7 separate regions of the Homo sapiens genome follow, and regions 1, 2, 3, 4, 6 and 7 are each linked to region 5. The links are chromatin contacts, found by Hi-C or POLR2A ChIA-PET in ENCODE. All regions are on one chromosome and are shown on one strand. The core of a region is the stretch at or near the end of the contact, and the rest is flanking DNA. Distances in the headings are between cores, read along the strand shown.

Region 1 (3,518 bases), core at 118-2,617, 1.4 Mb after region 5:
GCTGGGGAATGGGATGGGTGATAAGGAGAGATCCATTACTTTATCTAGAACTGTTTGAAATGTTTTCCTATAAGTTTGTATTATACACAATAAAAACTAAGGACCAATTGCACAGATGCCCAAGTGGCAACTTCCCTAGTCCTGAAATCCTGATACCACCCTGTGGGCAGAGCAACTCAGCTGTGGCTTCTCCAGAGTCCACAGAAGAAGGGCTGTAGTCATTTCAGGGCTGAAATGTGGCCATACCTGGCCCTAGGACAGGGTTCCTCACCTGGACAGGTTCTCCATCACGCCACACCAGACCTTCTCCATCACTTTCCCAGCAAAGGTGAACTTCCTGGCCCACCCATGCCTCTGGGATGGTCAGCTCCACCCGGAACCAGCAGGTCCACCATCTGCAAGAGAGCTGTTGTGATAGGCCTAGAGGTAGAAGTCCTATCCTGATATCCTTCCTTGGATAAAGTGTCGGCAGGGGCTTGAAACTCTCCAAGCATCTGCAGTGTCACAAGGTACTCAGCTTTGAGTCACAAGAAAGGAGCAACAAGGTGAGAAGCAAGATGAGGGAAACAGGCAGAGGCGTCAAAGGTTCGTGATCCCTAGGGTGCCCTTCCTAAGGGATGTCCAGAGGCGGCCACGTGGGAATGAAAACCATCCCCTGAAGACCCAGGGACCAGAGAGCTGTTCCCAGCAGAGGGTGCTGCTCCCAGCAGAGGGTGCTGCTCGATCCCACGTAGTTGTCTACGGCAGAGGGCAGACAACGAAGGTGTGGCTGGGAGCTGGGTTGGGACTTCCCCTAGGCCTGTGGCCCCGCCCACCCGCTGGGCGTTACCTACGTGGGTCCGAAGCTGTCGCCGACCTGCGCGGGGCGGAAGTCCCGCTGGACTGCCTCCTGGTAGGGAAGTCTCTCCGGCGTCAGGAAGCTGGAGAGCACAGCCACAGGGCAGCTGGCCCCAAAAAGCCTGCGTGGGACGGGCCGGTGGGCACATGCTGGAGGCCGCCCCGTTTCCGCCTGGGGGCCAGCTGGCCGGTGGGGCCGCACTTTCCCTGGATCCTCCGCCAAGAGGGCTGCCTGGCCGCTCCGCGGCACAGTCCATTCCCTACCCCCTCCTCCCCGGCCCCTGCCCTGCCCGCGGCGGGCACTTTGTCCCGCGGCCCGGGTGGCTGCAGCTTAGGTTTCTCCCCGGAAGGAAAGCTTGAGGCGCACGGTTGCGGTCGGCCGGCTGCGGGGGACCAGGGGCCACACCTGCCGCGGAGGTTACAGTCGGTAAAGTAGAGCGGCGACACGAACTTCTCCACCCGCTCCAGCGTGGTGCGCCAGTGCTTCAAGGCCGGCGCAGCCGCCATCGCCGGGCTCTCGCTCCTCTTTCCGGAAGGCCCCTGGCGCTACCGTTCCGCTCCACGGCAGGAAACCAAAGGTTCCGGCGTCCAGAGGGCGCCTCCCAGTCCCGGGCAGCTTTTCTTGGAACACCGGCGGCTCTCGGAAGCCCAGCTGCTGTCTGAACTTTGAGCCGAGTTGGAAGCTAGAAACTGTTTTTGAGGCTCTCCTATGTTGTCCGAAATAGTGGGCCGCAGGGAAAATCTCAAAATAAAATGGGAAATTTGACGATTAGAACTCTCGAAAGTCTCAAGACAGAGACTTAGGCCATTCGGCAAGACAGGCGGGAGCCTCAGCTGCTGCAGACCCAGCCTCAGAAGCAGCAACCGGGAGACCTCTGGCTCTAGCTGTCGGTGAACACGGAAAGTGGTGTTTGCTTAACGTGGAGCCAGACTACCCGGAATAGGTGTTTTCATACCGGACGGAGATCAGGGTGTTAGTGAGCAGGGTGGTAGAGCTTTACGCCCAAGTTACTACGACTTACTCGATTACACGCTTTACTGAATGTATATTGCTAACTCTTGCACATCACCAGAAACTCTGGAGTTTGAGGTGGCAGAACAGTCATGGCATTGACGATCCCAATGGAAAAATGTATTTCACCATACAGGACTGTAGAGTCCCGGGAAGCCATAATACCAGAAACAGACCTCCAGTTTCATTCTCATCCCTAGTACTCCACTGACAGCTTTATTTTTTTTCTCCTGGGGTTGCCAAGAGTCTTTGTCTATAAAATCATTAGGAACAAAAAAAAATACACAAGATTAGCCCTGATATTTTAATGGAAATACTGACCAAGTTTACAACATTTCAAATGCAGATCACACGGAAAGGTGACTAAGTACAGAATAACAAATGTGATTTAAAACAAAGATAACCTGCTGCTGCATATAATACAGGTTGGGTTTAGAGCTTGGAGCTCAGATGTCAGACAGCAGGAGGAATAAAAATGCTACTTGTGAAAACCCAGGCTGTAGGTAAAACTTACTCTTTTGTTGGTTGCACTGGTGGGTTGGGACTTTCTCCTGAACTGGCCTTGAAATCCTATCCTGACCTGCAGGCAAGTGCTCTGGACAAAACACTGCAGGGGCAGCAACAGCTGGGGCTGACCCTGATCACACCCCACCAATTTCCCCTATGGTTCCAGGTCAACATGACCTTTCTTGAGGGAACACGGGGATAGGTGAATTATTTGAGAAAACCTCAAGATCTTTCCCCTAAATCAGTACACATGACCACCGCCAAGTCAGACACTGCCCCAGCTTTGCCCTAAAATCTCATCCCACAAAGCTCTTTTTGGCACCCTACACTTTGGCTCACAGTCTCTTCTCCCCAGTACAAAAAAAGCCTAAAATCAGGCCAGGGTGGCTCACACCTGTAATCTCAGCACTTTGCGAGGCCGAGGTGGGAGGACAGCTTGAGGCCAGGAGTTTGAGACCAACCTGGGCAGCATAGCAAGACCCTGTCTCTACAAAAAGTTAAAAAATTAGCTGGGCGTGGTGGCATGCAGCTACTCAGGAGGCCGAGGTGGGAGGACTGCTTGAGCCTGGGAGGTCAAGCCTGCAGTGAGCTATGATCGTGGCACTGCACTCCAGTGTGGGTCATAAAGCGAGACACTGTCTTTAAACAATAAAAGCCTAAAATCAGAGAGGTCTACCATGTGTTTTGAAAATCCAGGAGCCAAAAAATTTTGTTTTTCTTTTTGGTGGTGGTGGTGATTTTTAACTAAAAAGCAAACATAAAACACACAGAACATTGCTGGTTACAACTAAGACTTGCGTAATGGTTGCTGAAGAAAAATCCACCAGAGTACTGGGAGGGGCTCAGTTGGTCTTTGTTCAGAAAGTCCAGGTTAACCACATAGAAAAATCCTAATCATTCATGTTTAAATGTCTGCTAGTTTAAATTTATGTAATTAAAAAAATAGGTATCCCATTTCAAATTCTCTCCCTCCCAACTCCATTTATAAGGTATACCACATGCCTTATGCACACTTTTTTTTCAAACACTGGTTTGGTATTTAAGTTGCTCACCCCCATCCATCACCAATGTGAATAAGAAAAAATATATAGAAATACAAACTACATAGCTTGACAACTTACCCAAATATAAAATATTTTCAGATTATTTGAACAAGGGAAAA
Region 2 (3,268 bases), core at 672-3,171, 1.9 Mb after region 5:
TGATGCCGTCACTGGTAAACTGTCCTCTTTCCCTACTTTATATCAGCCACAAAGAAAGAACGCCCACTTTGAAAGGCAGTCAGGTTTCATTCAGTAGCCAGAGAATGGAGAAGGGGAGCTCATACTCTAAAGGCACCTTCTCCCAGAGGGATGGGAGGCTGGGGAGTTTAAAGAGTTAGCTGAGGGGCGGGGGAGGTATGAACGGCATGCACAGACTGGAGTTCCAGACAAGCAGGCATAGTCCCTGAACATGCTGCTTCATACATCCATGTTCGTAAGATGCCAGTGAGCTTTCTTTAGGGAGAGGATTTTAGCATTATGTTAATTATCTAAAGGTAACTGGAGGGCGCCTGTTTATCTTCCTCTGGTATTCCGCAAGGGGTCAGGAAGCTCTGGTGACATCTGGGCCATCTGGCTTCCTTAAGCAGCTGCGCCTATAAATAGACTATGGGAAAAAACTGGCTGGGCTTGGTGGCTCATACCTGTAATCTCAACGCTTTGGGAGGCGGAGGCAGAGGGATGTCTTGAGGCCAGGAGTTTGAGACCAGCCTGGGCAACATAGACCCTGGGTCTACCAAAAAAAAGAAAAAAACCACAGCTACTCAGGAGGCTTATGCCACTGACAATGTCATACTATCCACCAGTGGGGGAAGGAGGATTTGGGAAATAATTGTTTTCCATAAAAATATTTCGTTAATGTATAACATCGGTTTTTTAAAAAGAGTTAAGCATTAAGATGTTCTGATTTAATTTTTAATATGGTAAATATTGATAGTCATAACACACATAAACTATTGGTCGTGTCAATATTTTAGGGTGTAAAGGGTCCTGAGGCCATAATGAGAACTGCTAATTTAGACCAAGTTTCTGCCCAAGATCTGGCGATCAAATCAGGGCTCCCTTAGGAAGGAATTGGCGGGAGGAATGGATGTTAGGTGGGGACAAACCTGTGTCTGCTGTGCTTCCATTTCTTGGTGGTTCTCAGTTTGAGCATGCATCAGAATCGTCATAAAGTGTGTTAAAACAGATTGCTGGGCCTCACCCCCAGTGTCTGATTCAGGAGGTCTGGGATAAGGACCGGGAATGTGCTAAAACTTAGTAGTTTCCAGGTGAATCTGATGTCCCTGGCGGGGAACTGGTGCACAGCTTGGGGCGTGCTTCACAGCAATCATCTCACTCAGCTACCTTAGAATGGCAGGTGCTATTTATGCCATTTTACTCATTCGAAACTTTAAACCTGAAGATTACAACGAGTTAACTAAGTTTACAAGGAATAAAGGCAGTGATTTTCACACACTAAGACAATTTTTTAAAAGCAAACGTCCGTTTATAAATCGAGCTTATGCTATTTAAACAGGCATTGGGACTACGAAGAGCAATAAGTACTACCTAGTCCCTGCAAGGAATTTGTGAATTAGAGAAAGATGTAAACTCAGAAATATGGCGGTGCCAGGGCAGTGAGAGGCACAGGCACAGAAGAAGAATTTATTTTCACTGCAGGAGGCCTCCTAGAAAGTTGCCAGGAGCGGTGGCTTATGTCTGTAATTCCAGCACCTTGGGAGGCCCAGGCGGGAGTATCGCTTGAGCCCTGGAGTTTCAGACCAGCCTGGAAACCCGTCTCTACAAAAAATACAAAAATTAGCTGGGCGTGGTGGCGGGAGCTTGTAGTTAAAGCTACGAGGGAGGCTGAGGCGGGAGGATCGCTTGAGCCTGGGAGGTAGAAGCTGCAGTGAGCAGAGGCCGCGCCACTCCACTCCCGCCTGGCCACAGCATTAGACCCAATCTCAAAAATGAAGAAAACAGTTCCGAGCGTATTACGGAACGGAGTACACCTCGGAGTACGGGCTCCAGACGAGGGAACGCACCGGCGTTGCCACGCCCACCTTCCCCGTCCAGCCGGAAGTGGCGCGGACGCCTGCTCAGTGCGCGCCGGCCGGGCAACCCTATGCTGGCGTAATCGGGTTCCTCCGAGCCGCCGTAGGACTGGTTCCGGCGGGCTGGTGAGGAATGGAGCCGGTAGGCTGCTGCGGCGAGTGCCGCGGCTCCTCCGTAGACCCGCGGAGCACCTTCGTGTTGAGTAACCTGGCGGAGGTGGTGGAGCGTGTGCTCACCTTCCTGCCCGCCAAGGCGTTGCTGCGGGTGGCCTGGTGAGGAGAGGAGGCGGAGGCGGGAAGCTTGCCTGGGGACACGCCGTGGGCATGTCCCAGGCTGGCGGGGTGGGGGGAGAGACCCTTGGGACCCACCAGGGCCGTCCCCGGCTCGCTCGCCCTACCTGAGGTGACCCCCTACCCGCGAGGTATCTCCCAGCCGTGGTGCCCCGGGGGGACTTCCCTGAGGGGCGAAGTTCCCCTTAAGGTTTTCTCCATATCTGGCTCTTCTTCCGAACTAGCGCCCTGACTGACACCTACCTACCCCGGGGACTTTGGATCCCGCAGGGATCTCCTGCTGCTGCGCCAGCGGGTGGGGGTTTGTGAGCTGTGGGAGAGACGAAAATGAACGTCCGTTCGCAATCCTTTGTGCGTTTGCGTCCTCAGCGTGTGCCGCTTATGGAGGGAGTGTGTGCGCAGAGTATTGCGGACCCATCGGAGCGTAACCTGGATCTCCGCAGGCCTGGCGGAGGCCGGCCACCTGGAGGGGCATTGCTTGGTTCGCGTGGTAGCAGAGGAGCTTGAGGCAAGTAGCAAGGGGTGTCATGCACAGTCATTTGCAGGTTGGTGGTTCAGTCTTTGAGAACTATTTTTTTTTAAATCCCAGTTTTGTTAATTAAAGGAACATCTCGTTCCGTGAAAAGATTTTGTAAACATCAGTTTTAGTGACTACACGGTAAGGATGTGTCATGATTTATTTGACCGTTCATCAAATGTTGGGCCTTTTTTTTTTTTTTTGAGACGTAGTCTCGCTCTGTGGCCCAGGCTGGAGTGCAGTGGCGCGATCTCGGCTCACCGCAAGCTCCGCCTCCCGGGTTCACGCCATTCTCCTGCCTCAGCCTCCCGAGTAGCTGGGACTACAGGCGCCCGCCACCATGCCCAGCTAATTTTTTGTATTTTTAGTAGAGATGGGGTTTCACCGTGTTAGCCAGAATGGTCTCGATCTCCTGACCTCGTGATCCGCCCGCCTCGGCCTCCCAAAGTGCTGGGATTACAGGCGTGAGCCACCGCGCCCGGCATGTTGGGCCTTTTAAGTATCCACATTTTCACTATTAACAACAACGCTGTGCAGAACCTTCCCTTCACCTGCTTCCCTTGAAGCAACTTTTTGTTGTCTGTTT
Region 3 (3,354 bases), core at 183-2,682, 1.5 Mb before region 5:
ACAACAACAACAACAACAAAAACCTAGACTACCAGTATTGAGGTTAAATGCTTTACTTTGTAAATCCTGAGGTTAAGAAATATAATTATCGGTATTTTAAAACTTACAAAATGGACAAATTGGAAGAGGCTTTTTAACATTATAATGGAATTTTTCACTTTTCAAAATCAATTTCCAAAGGGAACCTATAGGTTGAACAGTAAGATTTATCAACAAATCAGGGGTTTTGATTTTAAAAGGTTTTCAATCTGGCCAATTCTTCAGATTATCTCAAGAGGGAGCCTTCTTATGCCTCTTCTTCCTTCATAACACTTCTCTGGCTCGCATGTCCTGTTTGCAAAGATTTAAGCCCACTCTTAGGCATAAAATGCTCTTAACTGACATGACCCCTGACTAACTTGCCTAATATTTTGCCATGTACCCTCCATGCACTTTAAGCTCCCCAAACTATTACTTACTTGACACCTTCTGCGCTTTTGCTTGTTCTCTGCGGCTAGACCATCTTCCCTACCTTCTCTGTTGAACTCCTAGCCATTCATCAACACTCAGCTCACATAGCACACTTTCAGATGAGATTCAAGCATTATCTCTCTGGCTACATTTGGCCCTTGTAGATATTTCTATTATTGCCTGTATTTTGTTGAAGCATTCATGTCTTTTATGTACTACATAGTACATAATATATCTACATTACAAAGCATTTTTATGATTCATGTTTTGGGGCATCCAGCGGTTAAAATAGGGCAAGGGTTATGTGGTCTTGGCCAGGTCCCTTTTCCTTTCTGAGCTTCAGGTTCCTCAGGTATAAAATGGGTACTATGGCTCCGTGAAGATGAGACAGAATATATGTAAAGCCCTTACACAGTGCTCAATTCATGAAAATCATCGCTGTTTACATTGTTTAGGGCCCTCAAGAGGCGCTCTTGTCAGCGGGGTGGAGGAAATGCCTCTTTAAAATGACGTCATTATAGGAGACTTAAAAACCACTGCACGTCTGTACAAGTGGACAGAATCACACAGCTACCTAAAGTGGGTTCACCTGTCATACAGTTTAGAGGTTCCACTTACAACAGGTTTCCATCAGTAGCCAAAGCAACAGAAATTTTAGCTTAACGGCTGAGGGCTTCCGGGATTACCGCAGGGCGGGCGGGAAGCGCCTTTCCGCTCCGGAGGGAAGGCCGCGTCCCCAAGGGACTGCCTAAGTGGGCTGGATCCCTATGGCCTGCGGCAGACACCACCACGTAGGCGGTCCAGGGGTCCCTCTCTCGGTGACTGGTGACCAGGAGGCCGCAATCTCTTCACATAAAAGGTCTACGGGTTTCCGCTCGGCCCTCACAGCGGCAGCGGATCGAACCAGGAAAGCAATTCCCGCTCGGCTCCCCTCGGGTCCCAGGCCCAGGAAGGCCGGGCCGTGGGGTCTCCCCGGGCTCCACGCAGGGGCGGTGGGGCGGGGCGCAGTGACGCAAAGAGGAGTGACGCGACGACGCAGCGCGACGCGGTGACGCACGCCCCTTTGTTGGCTCAGTAGCGATAGCAGCGGCCGTGGAGGTGGCGTTGGGGACTGTTTTCTCTCGGAGGCCGGAGCGGAGCCGCGTCTGACTGAGGCGGGCAGCAAGCGGCCCCCTCGCTCCCTCCCTCCCTCCTCCGCGCCCTCCCCGCCGCCACCAGCCGTCAAACGCCAACCGCCGCTCCTGGGGAGGAGCCGCGGCTCGCGGGGCCGGAGCCAGGCCTGCGTCCGGACATCAGCCGGAGCCGGAGCGAGAGCCGGGGCCTCGGCGTCCCCGCCCTCTCCCCGCCTCGGCCAGCGTCCGCCGGGCCCCCGCGCGTCGCGCCATGGACTCGGACGAGGGCTACAACTACGAGTTCGACGAGGACGAGGAGTGCAGTGAGGAGGACAGCGGCGCCGAGGAGGAGGAGGACGAAGACGACGACGAGCCGGACGATGATACCCTGGATCTGGGCGAGGTGGAGCTGGTGGAGCCCGGGCTGGGCGTCGGCGGGGAGCGGGACGGACTGCTGTGCGGGGAGACGGGCGGTGGCGGCGGCAGCGCTCTGGGGCCCGGCGGTGGCGGCGGCGGCGGCGGCGGCGGTGGTGGTGGCGGGCCGGGGCATGAGCAGGAGGAGGATTACCGCTACGAGGTGCTCACGGCCGAGCAGATTCTACAACACATGGTGGAATGTATCCGGGAGGTCAACGAGGTCATCCAGGTGAGGGTGGCCGCCGCGCCAGCTGGACCGGGCCCGACGGGGGAGCGGATTCAGGCGGCACGCGCGGTCCCGAGGGACAGGCCTGGGCCTGGTGCGCAGCCTAGCCCGGTGCCTCCCGGCCTTGTCTTCTCCGCTGCCTCTGCTGGGGATAGAGGGTGTCGAAAGCAGAGGTTCGCCGATTAGCCGGGTGTGGGGAGGTGCGCTGGGGGCGGTGCTTCCCAAGTCCTGCTATGGCGGAGGCCTTCGGTCGCCTAAGCCTTCTCTTGCGGGCAATTTCTGCCAGTCCCTGGGCCGGGTGTCCTTTCTCTGGCCGGGCGATCGCCTACTGGGGCGGGGCGGAGGAGGTGGGGTGGAGAAGAGGAGTCAGGAAGAATTGGGCCCTGACGGGACTTACCCCGGCCGTAGCCTCATTTGAGCACTTTTGGAAGGGATTAGAGTAGGCCTAAGAGCAGCTTGGTGTACAGTTGCCCCAAGTGGGCACCAGTTAATAAAGAAATGGATCTTGGCAGTCTCAAGTGCCTACTTAAAGGTGGGGGAAGGGAAGTATTTCTCGGAAGAGGTGCTGATGGGCCTTCTTTTCAGATGGTGAGGCTTCTGCTTACATCTTTTTTATGTCTTTGCTGTTTGGGACCTAATTGCTACTTTTTCTAGTCGTAGCAGATGACTTGCTTGAAGCTGTTGGAATAGTTACTGCATATTGCATACCCTTCCTTGTAGCTAAAACAACAACAAAACGCAGTGTTGTCTAATATTGGACAAGACTCTATTGTGAGTTAGAAAGCAGAGGTTTTCTGCTTGTGAACTCCTTTCTCTGATATTTTCTATTTTGTGGTAAGTTAGGCTTGGTGTAAGTTGATAACCACATCTCATTTAACCATGTGCGTCAGATTTTGCATTTTTGAGCTTTAGAAACTCAAAAGTTTTCATTTGGGGAAAAAAAAAACCTCAGTTCTCCTGAGGAGTCAGGGATATGGCTGAAGAATAAAAATGAAGCTTGATTCAGTGCAATTTTTAGAAAACCTGGAAGGAAACATATATGAGCAGCAAGTTACTATTGCCTCTTTTATCAGTATTATTTCTTTTTTGTTTAACTTAAATTGGTTGGCTAAATATTCATTGACAAATTAGAAGTATGTCACTGTCAAC
Region 4 (3,613 bases), core at 784-3,283, 1.6 Mb after region 5:
ACCCTGTGTCTACAAAAATTAAAAACTAGCCAGGGGTGGTGGTACATGCCTATAATCCCAGCTACTGGGGAGGCTGAGGTGGGAGGACTGCTTGAGCCCAGGAGATCGAGGCTGCAGTGAGCTGTGACAGCTCCACTGCACTCCAGCTTGGGCCTTGTGTGAAAAAAAAAACAAAAAGAAAAAAGAATAAAGAAATCTTGAGTAAAACTTGGTAGTCTCCCTTCTTATTCTCTATCACTGCTATCATCTAAATTTCCAGGAACCTCCTGGGCCACTTCTAACCGCTAGATGGCCAAGCTACAGAGTGATTATTTCCTTAGGCAAGCAAACATCCCAGCCCTCTAATACGGTATTTCCTGGGGCTGGAATATCAACAGGAAGTTATGTGAGGAAGAGCTCTGCCAAAACACTCATTCCAAGGAAGGGACTGGTAAAGTGACAAATTTGCCCAATCCTGTACAACATCCTGCATCCTCCACATGTGGCCCTGTTGCACATCTAATCCACAGGCAGGTCACTCGCTGCTGACTCTATTCTTCTCTGGGCTCCTGGGACGTATAAATATGACTCTATGTAAGAAAACCAGAGGCTGGGCGCAGTTTGCTCATGCCTGTAATCCCAGCACTTTGGGAGGCCGAGGCGGGCGGATCACGAGTTCAGGAGTTCCAGACCAGCCTGGCCAACATGGTGAAACCCTGACTCTACTAAAACCACAAAAATTAGCCGGGCGCGGTGGCGGGCGCCTATACTCCTAGCTACTCGGGAGGCTGAGGCAGGAAAATTGCTTGAACCCGGGAGGCGGAGGTTGCAGTGAGCCGAGATCGCGCCACTGCACTCCAGCCTGGGTGACAGAGCAAGACTCCGTCTCTAGAGAAAAAAAGAAAACCAGACAGATTAAAAAGTTGCACTTACAAAGCAGTTGGGGCATTTATTGACATTTAAACAAGGGAGGAGATCCTGAACACTAGTCTCGCTCAGTTTATAAAAACTTGAGGCCAAACTCTCCATCATCTGTACACAGCTTAACCACGGCCAGGAGCAAGAATTCGAGTTAAACGAATTGAACCAGTCCAACCACAAGACGATAAAGGGAAACAGGGCGTGGGGATTTCCAGTTTTTCCTTTTACATTACAAAGTTTCCAACACAAGAAGCCAACAATACCCCAGTGCTGCACCAAGTTACTTCCCACTGTTTCCCAAGGCACAGTCAATTAATAATCAGTAGTCCAAGTTCTAAGAACATTCCCTGGAAAACAAGGACGCACCTCCCGTGGCTCTATGCATGGCCTGCCACTGATGAATCAAATTCTTAAGAACCTACGACCGTCTGATACCCTTGAGGAGAGCACCCTCATAGAATCTCCAGCATCAGGCCTCAGTTTTCCCATCTGTAAAAGACAGCCATGCAAAGTGGGAGATCCGCTAGGCTTCCAGATCGAAGTCATCGCGCTCCTCATTGTACTCTAGCACGTGCCGCTTGATCTTGGACGAGTCCACCCAAGTGACAAAGTCCTCCATGCTGCGCGTGACAAGGAAGGCGGGGTCGGTAACCACGTCAGGGCCCACGCGTACGTGCCCTTGCTCCACAAAGGCCACGGCAGCCTGAAGGTGCTGCGCCATGCGCAGCTTGAGGAGCACGGTGGGGAGGCGGCGGCGGCAGAAGGACGAGGCCGTGACGAAGTCGCAGAGCTCCAGCGAACCGCGCGTGGGCACCAAGCCGAGAGCATACAGCTTGTCCAGCAGCGCGGCCGAAGCGCGCACGCGGAACTGGTCGCGTTCGGGCAGGTCGCGCAGGCGCCGCGCCAGCTCACGCACGGCACGGCTCAGCTGGTTGTAGCGCGTGTAGTCCTCCCGCCGCTGCAGCCGGTAACGCCGCAGCACGCGCAGCTCGTGCAGGTTGTGGTCGGTGACCTCCCAGTTCAGGAAGTCCACCTGCTTCAGCAGCTTCTGCTCGTGGAACTTAAGCTTCCGCACCATGATGGCGGCAGCCGCAGCCGCAGGACCCGAAGCTGAGAGCGCGTTCTGGCATCCGCGCGATTTCCGCCGCGGCGCCCCAAGACCTGGACGGCCTGGGACCCTGGGCCAATGAAAGAAAGACTTAAAGTCACGCCCTCACTTCCCATTGGCCAGGGTGGGACCACGCCTCTGCACTGGGATCTCGCGTTTCTTCTTTTCTTCGCGTTTGCGAGGGAGGGGGTAGAAGCACCGGAGGTGGGTGGTTGGGAGCGGGTCCCTAGGCGGTTCCGCGCGGTTTTTAGTAGCCAAGACTGTATCCCTTTCTGCGGCAATCATTTCCTCCTAGACTTCTGTCCTTTGGGGACTTTCAGAGTCTCCCCCGCAAGAGCTGAAGAGGCCATTTCTGGGGAAGAGGGGTGACTGCGGCTTGTTGATTGGGTTTACTGTGCTAACTTGCACTGGGCTCCTGCCATGCCTTGGGGGAGCTTGCCGGAGCCGGCTCTCCTGGGGCTGACCTGGTAGTCCCCGCCGCCCGCCAGCGTCAGGTCCTTCACCTGGCATGCAGAGCGATCTCTCATTGTCAAGTTGGGATAGGTGGCACCGAACCCATGAAATACTGATTGGCTGCTTCCTAGGCCCACAGAAAAGGGATCTATAAGGGAGTCGCCTGGAAATCTGTATTATTAACTAAAGTGTCAGATGATTCATAAAACCCAGCAAGTTTGAGAAACTTGGACTATAACTACAAGTCCAAACCCTTTAGTCTGTGCTCAAATGAATTATCCTGACATGAATTTCTGGCCACCAAGCATTGAGTTAACAAATTTAATGCTGTTTCCGCTAGTTGCATCTGTAAGTTACATCTGAGTATAGCGCTGCAGACCTAACCCCTTTTTGCCCGGGCATTTGACGCCACCTAGCTTCTCACTGATCATTTTTGTTTTGTATGCTTTTCATTGTCTTTTACAATACAATATTTGAGGGTTGGGCGCGGTGGCACATGCCTGTAATCCCAGCACTTTGGGAGGCTGAGGTGGGAGGATCATTTGAGGCCAGGAGTTCAAGACCAACCTAGGCAAAAAAAAAAAGAAAAAAGAAGCGAGATCCCACCTCTGTAAAAAATCTTAAAGAATTAGCCAAGCATGGTGGTGCGCACCTGTAGTCCTGACTACCTGGGAGGCTGAGGGGGAAGGATCATTTGAGCCCAGGACTTGTAGGCTGCATTGAGCTACAATGGTGCCACCGCACCCCAGCTTGCACAACAGAGCCAGACCCTGTCTCAAAAAGATATATATATATATATAAAATATTCGATATCTGGAAAATAATATAATATGTAAATTATAAAGTATAATAAATACTCATAAACTTAGCCAGTTTAAGAAAACATCACCAGGCTAGGCATGGTGGCTCATGCCTGTAATCCCAACACTGGGAGGCCAAGGTGGGAGGATCACTGGAAGCCAGGAGTTCAAGACCAGCCTGGGCAACATAGTAAGACTCAGTCCCTATGGACAAAAAAAAAAAAAAAAAATTAGCCAGGCATGGTGGCAGCACCTATAGTCCCAGCTACTGGTGAGGGTTTCGGGGTAAGAGGGGGGAGGATCCCTTGAAGCCGGAAGTTCAAGGATGCAGTGAGCCATGATCACACTACTG
Region 5 (3,638 bases), core at 1,012-3,511:
TTCCTCGGACCCCGCTGGGGTCATCGCCTCCTCCCCTCTTCTCCTACTCAGCCCTAGAAAAGCTGGAGGGGAAGCTGGGCACGGTGGCTCACTCCTATAATCCATCAATTTGGGAGACTCAGGCAGGAGGATCGCTTGAGGCCAGGAATTCAGGACCATCCTGAGCAACATAGTGAGAGCCCATCTCTACAAAAAATTTTTAAAAATTAGCCTGGCGTGGGATGCCTGCCTGTGGTCCCAGCCACTTGGGAGGCTGAGGCGGGAGGATCTCTTGAGTCCAGGAGTTTGAGGCTGCAGTGAGCTATGATCGTGCCACTGCACTGCAGTCGGAGCGAGAGAGCAAGATCTCATCAGGGTTTACAGGAAGCCAATCTTCTCCAGGATCAAGGACATGCTATATCAGCCTTCTCAGCACTCCTTCTCTCACACTGGAGGCAGGACATGCCATATCTGGACTTTGGGTTTCTCTGGGACATAGTCTGCAAATTATTCCTCTTTGTGAACCCACAGCCCAGCAAGCAGGGACTGGCATAGGGCAGGTCTCAATACTTATTTGTTAAGTAATGGCCTGGCCAGGTCACCGTGATCAAGGTGGAGTAGGAAGGCCTGAACTTTGGCACAAAAAGAAAGAAGTTTCACATGCAGACTTCGGGGAGCATGGGAGTGTAAGGAAGAAGGGGATAGCACAGAGCTACATGAGGGCAGGGGCCCCAGAGCACCACAGAGGTGAGGCCCTCAGTCCTGCAGGTCCAGAAAGAGCATGCCCCTTGATCCAGGTACCTGGAATTAACTTGCCTCTCCAGGGCTTGAGAAAACCTGAATGCAACTCGTGAATTTCCTTTGAGAAGTGTTAACTTCCAACAGGACTTTGGGGTAGTCTGGGAGCAGGCTATCTTCCAAAGCAAGCAAAGAAATGAATAAAGCTTCCCCAGCTCTGCCTCCTCAGCCAATCGCCTCTGGCCTCCGAAGCCCCATCCTGCCATAGCCCACTTCCAGGTCCCTTGTGCAGATGGCTGCCCACCATATTTGGCTTTCATGGACTGATTCTCTAAAGGCCTGGGAGTACTGACCAGGCTGGAGGGAAGGGCAGGCTCCTGAGGCCTTACAGTCCCTAGGAAGTTGCGTATCTGCCCAACCCCTGCTCTCCACCCTGCAGACTGTAAGGTTTACAAGAGCCAGGCCCTATCATCATCCTTTCTAGTCTGTTTCTAAGTTGGAACAGAGTACGGAATGGGTACACAGGAGCCAGCACAGTGGTTGCGATGGTTTAAGTTTGAAGCCGGGGCGCTGACCCAGTGAGGTCACCTGGAACTGTGCCCCTTTCCCCTTACCAGCTGGGAGTCTGACATGCTTTTCCATTGGCGAAGACCTAGCTGGCTCTCCCCTCACCCTCTTCATACCCGCTCTCCAGCTCTCCCCCTCCCTCCTGCCCCCACCACCTCAGATCCACCAGCCTTTCCAGCTGTCACTCAAGGCATCATCCTGCTCCCTCACCTCCAGTCACTGGCTTCCCAGGATCTCTGAATCAAGTCCCTCCTCTGCATCCCACAGCCACTGTCCTAGACCAGGGCACCTGCTCCTAGGTTGTCAGAGTGACTGTCCCATCATGCACAGCTGATCGTGTTGTTCCCTGGTTCCAAATCCTTCAGCAACTTCCCATCACTCACAGAACTGGTTCAATCTCCTCAGCTAGGATCTTGTCCTAGCACACTCCTTGGGTATCATTTCTCATGAATTCCCTCTTAAATCTGAAAATGGCCAAAATTAGTTCCCAAACAGGCTTTTGCAAGAGCTATCTTTTCTGTTTCAAGTGTCCCCCGTACCCCACCACCTACAACCCTAAATCCCTGGTGAATTTCCACTGCTTTTGCAGGTCCCAGCTGTGGGCTCTCCTTTCCAGAATGTCTCCGTTTGCAGGCTTGCTCTTCCATTACATCTACGGCTCTTAGAAAGCAGGGGCTGCGTGTGGCTCATCTTTGTACGCCCAGCTCCCGGCAGGACGTGGCACGAAGCAGTGCCAGTGTGAACGGATGAATGGATCAAAGCCGGGAGCAGGGCTGCCCCCCTGCAGCTCTGCCCTACCTCTCCCGCTTTACCGTAAGTCAGCGGTAGGTCTGCAGCTCTCCGCCTCTACCTCCTCCCCGCTCTGGGCGTGTCTTTAAAACCCACAGTCGGCCTCTCTGCCCCCTAGAACCGCCCCCAGCTTCTGTCTCACTTCCTCTCCAGAGGCGGGCCCTGAGCCGGCACCTCCCCTTTCGGACAGCTCAAGGGACTCAGCCAACTGGCTCACGCCTCCCCTTCAGCTTCTCTTCACGCACTCCAAGATCTAAACCGAGAATCGAAACTAAGCTGGGGTCCATGGAGCCTGCACCCGCCCGATCTCCGAGGCCCCAGCAGGACCCCGCCCGGCCCCAGGAGCCCACCATGCCTCCCCCCGAGACCCCCTCTGAAGGCCGCCAGCCCAGCCCCAGCCCCAGCCCTACAGAGGTACTATTGGGTTAGGGGATGATGGGGTTAAGCTTTGTTGGTTTGCTGTGGTGGGGAGAGGCGGGAAGAGAGGGTCTAACGGAGGATTTGGTCAAGTACCCTAGAGAGTGACACAAAGCGGGAAGTCCAGACACCAGGGTCCTGACCGTCTCGGGTGGGGCAGGGAAGGGAGGGTAGGATAGAGTAGAAAAGAGGACACGGAGGAGTTGGGGCGGCCTCGCTGGGCTGCGGTTTCTCCACTGAGCAGTTGGGCAAGGTGAGAAGGGTCAGTGGCCTCCGGGCCTGGGCCCTTCCGCCCACCCTCGAGCCCTGCCTCAACTTTGCCTCAGATGCAGGACTTCAGATTAGGGAGGATGGAGGTAGTACCCCTGTTGCGCTGGCCTGGAGCCAGGGGCATGTCCCAGGCACGGCAAAACTAAAACCAACTTCCCAGATCCGAGGTGAGAAACTGGCTCAGACTGAAGAGGTATCTTTGCCAAGGCCTCCCAGCTCATGTGGTTTCTGCTTAAGGAAGCCTCCCCAACGAACCCTTCTCTTGCCACACCTTTCCTGCCCACCTCCCACCTCCCCCGACAAAGGAACTACTTGGGTTTCTTGCTCTGCTGCCTTTCAGGCCCTTTTACTCCCCTTCATGAAAGTACAGAGGACACCGTATTACAGTAACTTTTATAAACATTATTACAACTAAGAATAACATTACTTAACAATACTAGGTAACATTTATGAGCACTTCAAATGTGCCAGGTACTGTATTAAGCACTTTGGTTTTTTTTTGTTGTTGTTTGTTTGTTTTGCTTTGTTTTTTGTTTGTTTGTTTATCTGTTTGTTTTTGAGACGGAGTCTCACACTGTCGCCCAGGCTGGAGTGCAATGGTGCGATCTCGGCTCACTGCAACCTCCTCCTTCCGGGTTCACGCCATTCTCCTGCCTCAGCCTCCCGAGTAGCTGGGATTACAGGCCACGCCACCATACCTGGCTATTTTTTATATTTTTAGTAGAGATGGGGTTTCACTATGTTGGCCAGATTGGTCTCTAACTCCTGACCTCGTGATCCACCCACCTCGGCCTCCCAAAGTGCTGGGATTACAGGCATGAGCCACCATGCCCGGCCTGTTTTTGTATTTTACAAAATGTGGTAAAATATACCTAATG
Region 6 (3,660 bases), core at 402-2,901, 1.8 Mb before region 5:
GCCCTTACATGACTGAGTCTTTAAATGATCTTCAGACTGGAAGGTGCTTTCCTGCATCTTCTAATCCAGTGTGCTTGCCACCTGGTGAGACCTTACGAGGCTTCCTGTCCCCCTCCCTCCCACAGCAGGAAGCTCGTACCCCACTCCCAGCATTACAGGAGATACATTTTAAGATTGTGAGCTCGGTGGGCTATGACTCGTCTAGTCATCCTGGTCTCTAACTCTGACCCCCAAACAGCCCTTGACCCACACCGTTTGCGTTCAGTGAACGCGACAGATTTCCTGCCCCCTCCGTAACCAGATCCCCACCCCACCCCGCGGCCTCCGCGTTCCACAATCAGGACGCATTTGTTAAAAAATGTGCCGGATAATTAAAAAAAAAAAAAAGAAAGAAAAAAGAAAGGAAAAGAAAGAAACGTGCCGGAGAGGCGCGGAACGGGCGAGGGCCAGGAGGCCCCAGCAAAGCCTGCAGAGGTTTATCCCGCCCGTTACGAGGCCCAAGGCCATCGCCCGGTGAAGCGGGGTGGGCCCTGGGCGCGGCCGCTACGTGCAGCCCGGCCGCGGCGAGATGGAGCGTGGTCCCTGGCGGCCACCCGGCAAGGGCCGGTCGAGCTCTCGGGCCCCGAGCCATTCCCAGGCCCTCGCAGGCCGCCCATCTAATCCCGGCCACAGGGGACGGCACCGCGCCGCAGGGGCAACCGCCCTGCCTCCCGGCAGCGGGGCAGGCCAACGTTACGTAAGTCTCCAGCTGCCCCCGGGCCGCCGCATCCCGCCCGCCGCGCGGGGCACCCAGCCCAGCCCTCCGCCCGCCCGCCCCGGACACGGGGCCTCAGCACCGCCCGAGCCTGCTGGGAGCTGGGAGGCGGTGATGGAAAAGGGGGGTGGGACCGCGCTCGGAGACCGGAGCAAGTGGGCGGGCGCGACCAGAGCAGAGAGGGAGGGAGGGAGCGGACACGCCAGGCGAGGAAGGGGATGCGGGGGAGCGGACGTGACCAGCAAGCAGGGGGAGGGGCGGCGAGAGGGAACTGGGGCGCGGGAAGGGCGGTCGCGCATGAATGGAGAATGGACGCGGGAGGGGAACCAGAACGCAGTTTCAATGAGTTACACAGAAAGCATTAGAATCAGGGGACACGCACAGCTTGAAGAGGAGGGGGTGGAAGGACCAGACTTAAGGAGGAAGAGGGGAAAACGAGCACGGAACAGGCGGCGCGGAGAAAGGGGAAGCAAGGGTGGAATCAATCACGAGGGACCGAGAGAAGGCAGGCGAGGATGGAGGCGCATTGAGGATTGGGGCAGGAGGAAGAGGATGGGACCAGAATGAGGGGGTAGGGCTGGGGCGGGAAAGGAGCCGGCGGACCCGCCTGATCTGGAAGGAACGGCGCTGGGGACTTCTGAAGAGCAGGCCCCAGGCGTGAGGAGCCGTTCTCCTCTCTCTGAGCTCCACTGCATCCCAGACGCCCTGGATCCTGCGCCGCCCTGCCTGCGTGCCCGGGGCCGGCCGGCGCGCCGGGATTCCGCACTAGCCGGGCGACTGGCCCTTGGTGGGGACTGATGGCGTAGCCTCCTGCACCGCTCACCTCCGGCGCTGACCGACTCGGGCTACGCTGCAAAGACGAAGAGATCCGGAGCCACGGCGCGTGCAGCTGCTGTGCAAGGAGCCACTGCCTCAGCCTCAAGGTTATCCCGCTGCGGGCCGCCGCAATCCCTCCGCCGCCCCGCCCTCTGCCCAATCCCGGCTCCGGGCGACCCGGGCCCCGCCCCCTGCGTCCCCGCGGGCGCAGTCACCTTCAGGAGGAAGCGCGGCGGCGGCGGCGGAACGCGCGGGCAGGTTGCCCTTTCGGTGGGACTAAATTCTGCGGCGGAAGGACACAGATTCAGAGTCACATTTTAAGAAACCTGATGACCAATGGGGACGCGGCGGGGCAACGGGGCCCGCCCCCGGAGCGACTTTCCTCCCAGACCCCCGGGCGCCGGGCCACCTGTTGCCGCCAAGTTGGGCTGCCAGATGGGGTGTCTTTTCTTGGCTCTCGGCCCAGGCCACCCCAGCTGTCCCGGCCTACCTGGGCAGGGCCCAGATTTATGGGTTCCGGGGCAGCATTCTCCCGGCCCCGCCCTGCCACTCCCCACTCCTCCGGGTGTCTGCTCTGGCGCACCCTCGGAGACTGAGCTGAACGGAAAGTTGGGGAGAGCTGCAGACTTGTGCGTGGTTGGAGGTCCTGGCCGCCTTCGGAGGGGCTCTGGCACTGGAGCGGCAGTAGGGAGAACTAGGGACTGCGAAGTGGGCCTGGAGCGGGAGCGCGAGGCCGTTTTCCTCTTAGGACCATTCATTGTGTTAGGACCGCGGAACAAGGAAGGACCGGTTGGGGCCATGTGAATAATTTAGTAGGGTCTGGAATCCTGCAGAGCGAATGCCTCAGAGTAGAAAGTAAATAGACGGTGTTGATATTAGCGCAGAGCTGGGCATCTGGAAATATCAAGTCAGAACATTAGGGCCGATAACCTATGCAGGAGTCAGCATTTCTGTTTTCACCTTTGTCGTGTTTAAGTCAGTATTGTTGGAACTTTTCTTACATTTTTCTACAAGACATTTTCTGATTTCCCAGTTGTTAGCCAGCAACTAATGATGCGAGCAGTTATCAATTAAACAGCTGTTAACTCTTGCCTTCATTCACAGATACAATGTTGCGCATTCAAAATGTGAAGACCGTTCTCTTAGGTTCTTTTTTTATTTTCCTGGCAAAAGAGACCAAATGGGTGTGACCTGCTCAGGCATACCCGCTGCCTGCAGCTGAATCACAGGCCTTCATTCGCTTCCTGTTAGCTCAGATAAGCTGGGAGGAGACAGTGACAGCCTAAAAGTAAATTTCTGTTTGAAGTGAGATAAAAATCTTTCACTTTCTTCTGTAAGTCTTTCCTGGTCCCTTTAGTTGTTGTTGGGAAGGAAATGCTTGATTATTAAGGTGGTGAAAGAACATGAAGTTGTTGAGAAGGAAAAAAGACATGCCCCCCTAGGGAGGGTTAGATTCCTCTCTATCAGAGAAAGAGGGATGGCATAAAAGTCCCTCCCTGGCCCCTGAGCTGAGGACAAACTAAGAACAGTGGTGGACAACACTGGGATGGCAAGGATCTGGCCGATGCTGGACTATATTGTATTTTAAAGTTCTAAATTGTCTGGGTGCAGTGGCTCACGCCTGTAATCCCAACACTTTGGGAAGCCGAGGCCGGCGAATCACATGAGGCCAGGAGTTGAGACCATCCTGGCCAACGTGGCGAAACCCCGTCTTTACTAAAAATACAAAAACTAGCTGGGCATGGTGGTGCACGTCTGTAATCCCAGCTACTCGGGAAGCTGAGGCAGAATCGCTTGAATCCGAGAGGTGGAGGTTGTAGTGAGCAGAGATCACTCCACTGCACTCCAGCCTCCGTGACAGAGCCAGACCTTGTCTCAAAAACAAACAAACGAAAAAGTTCTAAATCTAGATATGTTCACAAGACTGAAATGTACATGTAGAGTTGATGGCAAACTAACTCCTCAGTTGCAGATTTTGATCTGACAGTTCTAGAAATGCTGTCCACGAGCCTCTGGCAGAGACAAATCCAGCGAATCGTTGCTCACATTAGGTGCATAGTAGGCCGGGTGCGGTGGCTCAGGCCTGTAAT
Region 7 (3,511 bases), core at 579-3,078, 1.6 Mb before region 5:
ATCTTGGGTAAGGCACTCTATTATTTGTCATGAAGGATTCAGAGGAAAATGTGATCTACCACACTCAACAGCAGGCCTCTTATCCTCTCCAGCTTAATGCATTTTACCAGTTAAGGACTACCCTGATGCTGAGATTGTGTTTCTTTCCCCAAATCAAATGTCACTCTCTAAGGGTCATCTGTATAATTAAATGCTTTTAATTCTATATATCAAATGATAACTTTTGTGAAAGTAATTTAAACACACTTGAAACATCATATAAAATATTACTACAAGACTTAACCGTAAATGTGGCTCCCACCCCCATAACATCTATACAATATAACCAAAGAGCTAGATTCCAGATTATCAAGAAACTTCTAAATTTTGAACCCATGCAGCAGAATTGTATTCCTTTACATTGTTGGCTCGACTTACAAATGTGCTGTGGAATAATTATCCTCAAATACAATTTTCAGTACTGATTACATAGCTGCCTAAAAGAAAACTGTTAGCCCCTTCCATTTTATGTGAAACCAATGTCTAAAGCGCTCTTGACTCTTCAACCCCACATTTTCCCCACCCTCATCCCTCCTCAATCCCCAGCCCCCACTCATCACATCCACTAGACCTGAACTTTGAACTCAATCATAATTCTTTGTGCCTCTGCTCAAGCCCTTCTTCCTGCCTGGAATACCCTCTTTTCAGTCCCGGCTAATTACATCTACCATCCCATTCCAAGTGGCCGCTGGAAACTCACTTCCTTATGTTCTATGATTTCTTTCACAATTTACACTTTTTTTGTTTTGTTTTGTTTTGTTTGGGGGGGGGGGTTGTTTTTCTGAGAGGGAGTCTTGCTCTGTTGCCCAGGCTGGAGTGCAGTGGCGCGATCTCAGCTCACCACAACCTCCACCTCATGGGTTCAACCGATTCTCCTGCCTCAGCATCCCGAGTAGCTGGGACTACAGGCGCGCGCCGCCACGCCTGGCTAATTTTTTGTGTTTTTGGTAGAGACGGGGTTTCACTATGTTGGCCGGGCTGGTCTCGAACTCCTGACCTCGTGATCCGCCCGCCAAACATTCTATGTGCCAGAAACTTGTATGTAACTTTGCATAGTTCTTGTATTATGTCTCCCCAATTTTGAGTGTTTTCTCTGGTCTCTACTCAGCCCTTGCTCACAGTCTCACTAGGACCCTGGCTAGCTTGAACACGGTCAGAAGGATCACCTTAGATTTCTGCTGGCACAGTATTTTCCATAAATTAATCTCCTGATTGAACCGTAGTCCTATAGTAGTTATCTTTGGATGAAAACCTAATGCAGCTCGAGGAGGAAGTGGAGTGCCTGTGATCAGAGGGCTGGACAAAAGCCCATAGGGCGTCTCTGGAGCCCTGGGGGAACTGTCCCCAGGCAGGCACTCTCAGGGCCCAGGAACAGGGCGGGACAAGTCCGACTCACCTGTGAGGTAAGGACGGGGCCAAGACCCGGAACCGAAAAGCAGGTCACGATAGCGCTGGAAGGCCTCGTCGAGGACTGAGCAGCCGGGCTGCGCGGCCGAGCTGACATCGTACTGGAATTGAAAGTTGTTCGGGTAAAGGACGTAGCGCTGGTCGGAGGTTTGGAAGTTCTGAGGCCAGGGCCAGAGGGCCGTCGCCCGTCCTGCGAACGCTGCCGCCAGCAGCAGCGAAAACCAAAGCCTGGAGCTTGTCATGGCCCGCTGGTCTCCCCTCTCGGAGGGGGCTGGCCACGTGAGACCCTGGTCAGGTGAGCGGCGCCCCCGTGACTTATCGGCGAATCACGTGACCAGAGGCGGCTCTGCGCCTGCGACCCCAGGAGGACCCACACCCTGCCCTTTCACTTCCGGCCTGGACCTGAGGCTCCTGCTACGTGCAGCGGATTGTGCCGGGCGTCGGCAACTGCTCGGCTCGCCAGACTGTTCACGGGCCCAGTAGAGCAGTAAATAACCGGCCACCCCTGCGGCCGTGCCGGCCGTGATGGAACTAGACAGCTCACCCGACTCGAGAAGAACGGGGTGGGGAGGCGAGGACGCAGGGCGACCTGGAGAAGAAAGTTTCCCAGATGGCTCTAGGGTGAATCTTGAATGTTGTGATGCAGCTCGCCAGGCCTACGGGGAGGTAAAGGACTTGCCAGGCTGAAGTAACTTCAGAAGCAGAAAAACGGAGGATTAAAACCACAAGTCGTTGTGATGTGAAATTTCGTGGGGCAAGAAAGGGCCGGAAGTAGGTAGTCTGCACGGCTCTGCTAGAGAGAGGATCACAAGATCACACAAATGTGATCTACTTATGACTGGAAAAAATGTGTACTTTCAGAGCCAGCTTGAGGCATTCCATTGCCTCCAATATGAGCTCTTCCCTTCAAGATTGACTATAAATCTCTTAGTTACAACTCACATCCCCTTTCCCCAGACAAAACCCCACATAGCCCGGTGTGTATTTACTGAAAGCAGTAAGATATTGCTGGGGCTTTGGGTGCAAGATGGAGAGTGCTCAGAGATAATGACAGGGGCCTGGTCCTGCAGGGCCTTACGTAGAAAGTCAAGGAATTTATTCTCTGAGCAATTGAAAATCATCCCGAAAGATCTGCATTTTAGAAATACCATGTTGAGTAGTTGCATAAGAAACCAGTTAGGAGGCCCCTTTTTATTGGAGGTAGAGAATAATGAGAGACTGAACTACAGAAGTGGGGAAGGAAGACAGCTGTAGATCCAAGAAATAGTATCCGGAAGAGAGGCTTGAGAAGTGATCAAGGAGAATTCCACAGTTATCAGAGACCCTGTCTTCCTTGTTCACCACTATATTACCAGAACATAATACAAATAATGCTATTGTTATTGGGTGGCATTATTTGGTTAGTAGGTACTTTTTAAAATTTTTAAATTTAATTTTAGTATTAAAATACATGTAAAGATCAGGAAAATGAACTTTTAAAAATAAAGGGCTTTCACTGGGCATGATAACACATCCCTGTAGTCCCAGCTACTCCCAGCTATTCAGGAGGCTGAGGCGGCAGGATCACTTGAACCAAGGAGTTCAAGTTTAGCCTGGGCAGTATAGTGAAACCCTTTCTCAAAAACAAATAAAGGGCTACTGAAATAATGATAATTTATATTCAGGTCGTAGGTACCTAATTACTAGTTACACATACATGGCTTTGATGGGAAATCAAAGAAACATTCTGACAATACAGAGATTCATCAAGCAATTTGTCTTTGAAAGTTGATTATTCAAAAACAGAGCTTGTAGCAAAAGAAGCAGAAATTAGATCCCACAGTCATCAAGTTTCAGATCCTAAGGCTTGCATTCTTACACCAATTTCTTCTTTGCTTAAATCTTAATTTTCATCAGCATTAATTAAGTGTCTGGGTACTCTGCCAGTCAGGAGAGATGTTACCAAAGGTACAGGATTTGAGAAGTATTGTCAGAAGAGCCAAGTTCATAATCAGGCCCACAGGATCAATAATTTGGGGGAGTGTTTAGAGCAGTTTCAAAGATGAGAGCAGTAGATCAAAGTAGA

What was found. A loop is a pair of places that touch in the nucleus more often than their neighbours do. ChIA-PET counts read pairs that join two places held with the same protein, here RNA polymerase II (POLR2A). Pooled maps may share reads with other maps.
Region 1: a pooled map shows a loop between it and region 5 (10-fold over the local background). The contact joins the promoter of MAN2C1 here to the promoter of PML in region 5. A Hi-C loop is called at or near these places in 7 of 50 pooled maps.
Region 2: a map of B cell shows a loop between it and region 5 (18-fold over the local background). The contact joins the promoter of FBXO22 here to the promoter of PML in region 5. A Hi-C loop is called at or near these places in 1 of 168 maps with a recorded cell type or tissue (B cell), 1 of 37 single-sample maps with no recorded cell type and 6 of 50 pooled maps.
Region 3: a map of sigmoid colon shows a loop between it and region 5 (8-fold over the local background). The contact joins the promoter of TMEM202-AS1 here to the promoter of PML in region 5. A Hi-C loop is called at or near these places in 1 of 168 maps with a recorded cell type or tissue (sigmoid colon), 2 of 37 single-sample maps with no recorded cell type and 11 of 50 pooled maps.
Region 4: a map of B cell shows a loop between it and region 5 (10-fold over the local background). The contact joins the promoter of IMP3 here to the promoter of PML in region 5. A Hi-C loop is called at or near these places in 1 of 168 maps with a recorded cell type or tissue (B cell), 1 of 37 single-sample maps with no recorded cell type and 5 of 50 pooled maps. POLR2A ChIA-PET finds 5 or more read pairs at or near these places in 1 of 52 experiments (activated CD4-positive, alpha-beta T cell).
Region 6: a map of OCI-LY7 shows a loop between it and region 5 (14-fold over the local background). The contact joins the promoter of PKM here to the promoter of PML in region 5. A Hi-C loop is called at or near these places in 1 of 168 maps with a recorded cell type or tissue (OCI-LY7), 8 of 37 single-sample maps with no recorded cell type and 10 of 50 pooled maps. POLR2A ChIA-PET finds 5 or more read pairs at or near these places in 3 of 52 experiments (BJ, GM10248 and activated CD4-positive, alpha-beta T cell).
Region 7: a pooled map shows a loop between it and region 5 (10-fold over the local background). The contact joins the promoter of HEXA-AS1 here to the promoter of PML in region 5. A Hi-C loop is called at or near these places in 2 of 37 single-sample maps with no recorded cell type and 8 of 50 pooled maps.

What each region holds. Positions count from the first base shown.
Region 1 is chr15:75,367,240-75,370,757 of GRCh38, forward strand. MAN2C1 (mannosidase alpha class 2C member 1) reads right to left here and starts at 1,368. Exons shown (of 26, transcript NM_006715.4): 1 at 1,244-1,368; 2 at 834-959; 3 at 272-395. The coding sequence starts at 1,344. SIN3A (SIN3 transcription regulator family member A) reads right to left here. Exons shown (of 21, transcript NM_001145358.2): 21 at 2,140-3,518. RefSeq lists a silencer at 1,035-1,114 and enhancers at 1,141-1,673, 1,245-1,564, 1,249-1,543.
Region 2 is chr15:75,901,957-75,905,224 of GRCh38, forward strand. FBXO22 (F-box protein 22) reads left to right here and starts at 1,922. Exons shown (of 7, transcript NM_147188.3): 1 at 1,922-2,147; 2 at 2,535-2,673. The coding sequence starts at 2,008. RefSeq lists enhancers at 1,090-1,749, 1,574-1,663, 1,750-2,407, 2,024-2,123, 2,144-2,193 and a silencer at 2,244-2,313.
Region 3 is chr15:72,472,807-72,476,160 of GRCh38, forward strand. TMEM202-AS1 (TMEM202 antisense RNA 1) reads right to left here and starts at 1,433. Exons shown (of 4, transcript NR_135678.1): 1 at 1,069-1,433. It overlaps ARIH1 (ariadne RBR E3 ubiquitin protein ligase 1), which reads left to right and starts at 1,524. Exons shown (of 14, transcript NM_005744.5): 1 at 1,524-2,208. The coding sequence starts at 1,834. RefSeq lists enhancers at 888-987, 2,438-2,647 and silencers at 1,228-1,567, 1,419-1,615, 1,658-1,887.
Region 4 is chr15:75,638,191-75,641,803 of GRCh38, forward strand. IMP3 (IMP U3 small nucleolar ribonucleoprotein 3) reads right to left here and starts at 2,034. Exons shown (of 1, transcript NM_018285.4): 1 at 903-2,034. The coding sequence starts at 1,978. The coding sequence ends at 1,424. RefSeq lists an enhancer at 1,679-1,738 and a silencer at 2,029-2,188.
Region 5 is chr15:73,992,455-73,996,092 of GRCh38, forward strand. PML (PML nuclear body scaffold) reads left to right here and starts at 2,262. Exons shown (of 9, transcript NM_033238.3): 1 at 2,262-2,487. The coding sequence starts at 2,359. It also overlaps a transcript of STOML1 not described here. RefSeq lists a silencer at 1-67 and an enhancer at 2,675-2,844.
Region 6 is chr15:72,229,539-72,233,198 of GRCh38, forward strand. It overlaps PKM (pyruvate kinase M1/2), which reads right to left and starts at 1,652. Exons shown (of 11, transcript NM_002654.6): 1 at 1,578-1,652. RefSeq lists silencers at 524-1,033, 1,594-2,093.
Region 7 is chr15:72,374,285-72,377,795 of GRCh38, forward strand. It overlaps HEXA-AS1 (HEXA antisense RNA 1), which reads left to right and starts at 1,829. Exons shown (of 1, transcript NR_027262.1): 1 at 1,829-3,511. HEXA (hexosaminidase subunit alpha) reads right to left here and starts at 1,730. Exons shown (of 14, transcript NM_000520.6): 1 at 1,436-1,730. The coding sequence starts at 1,688. RefSeq lists enhancers at 966-1,521, 1,522-2,078, 1,970-2,109, 2,440-2,489.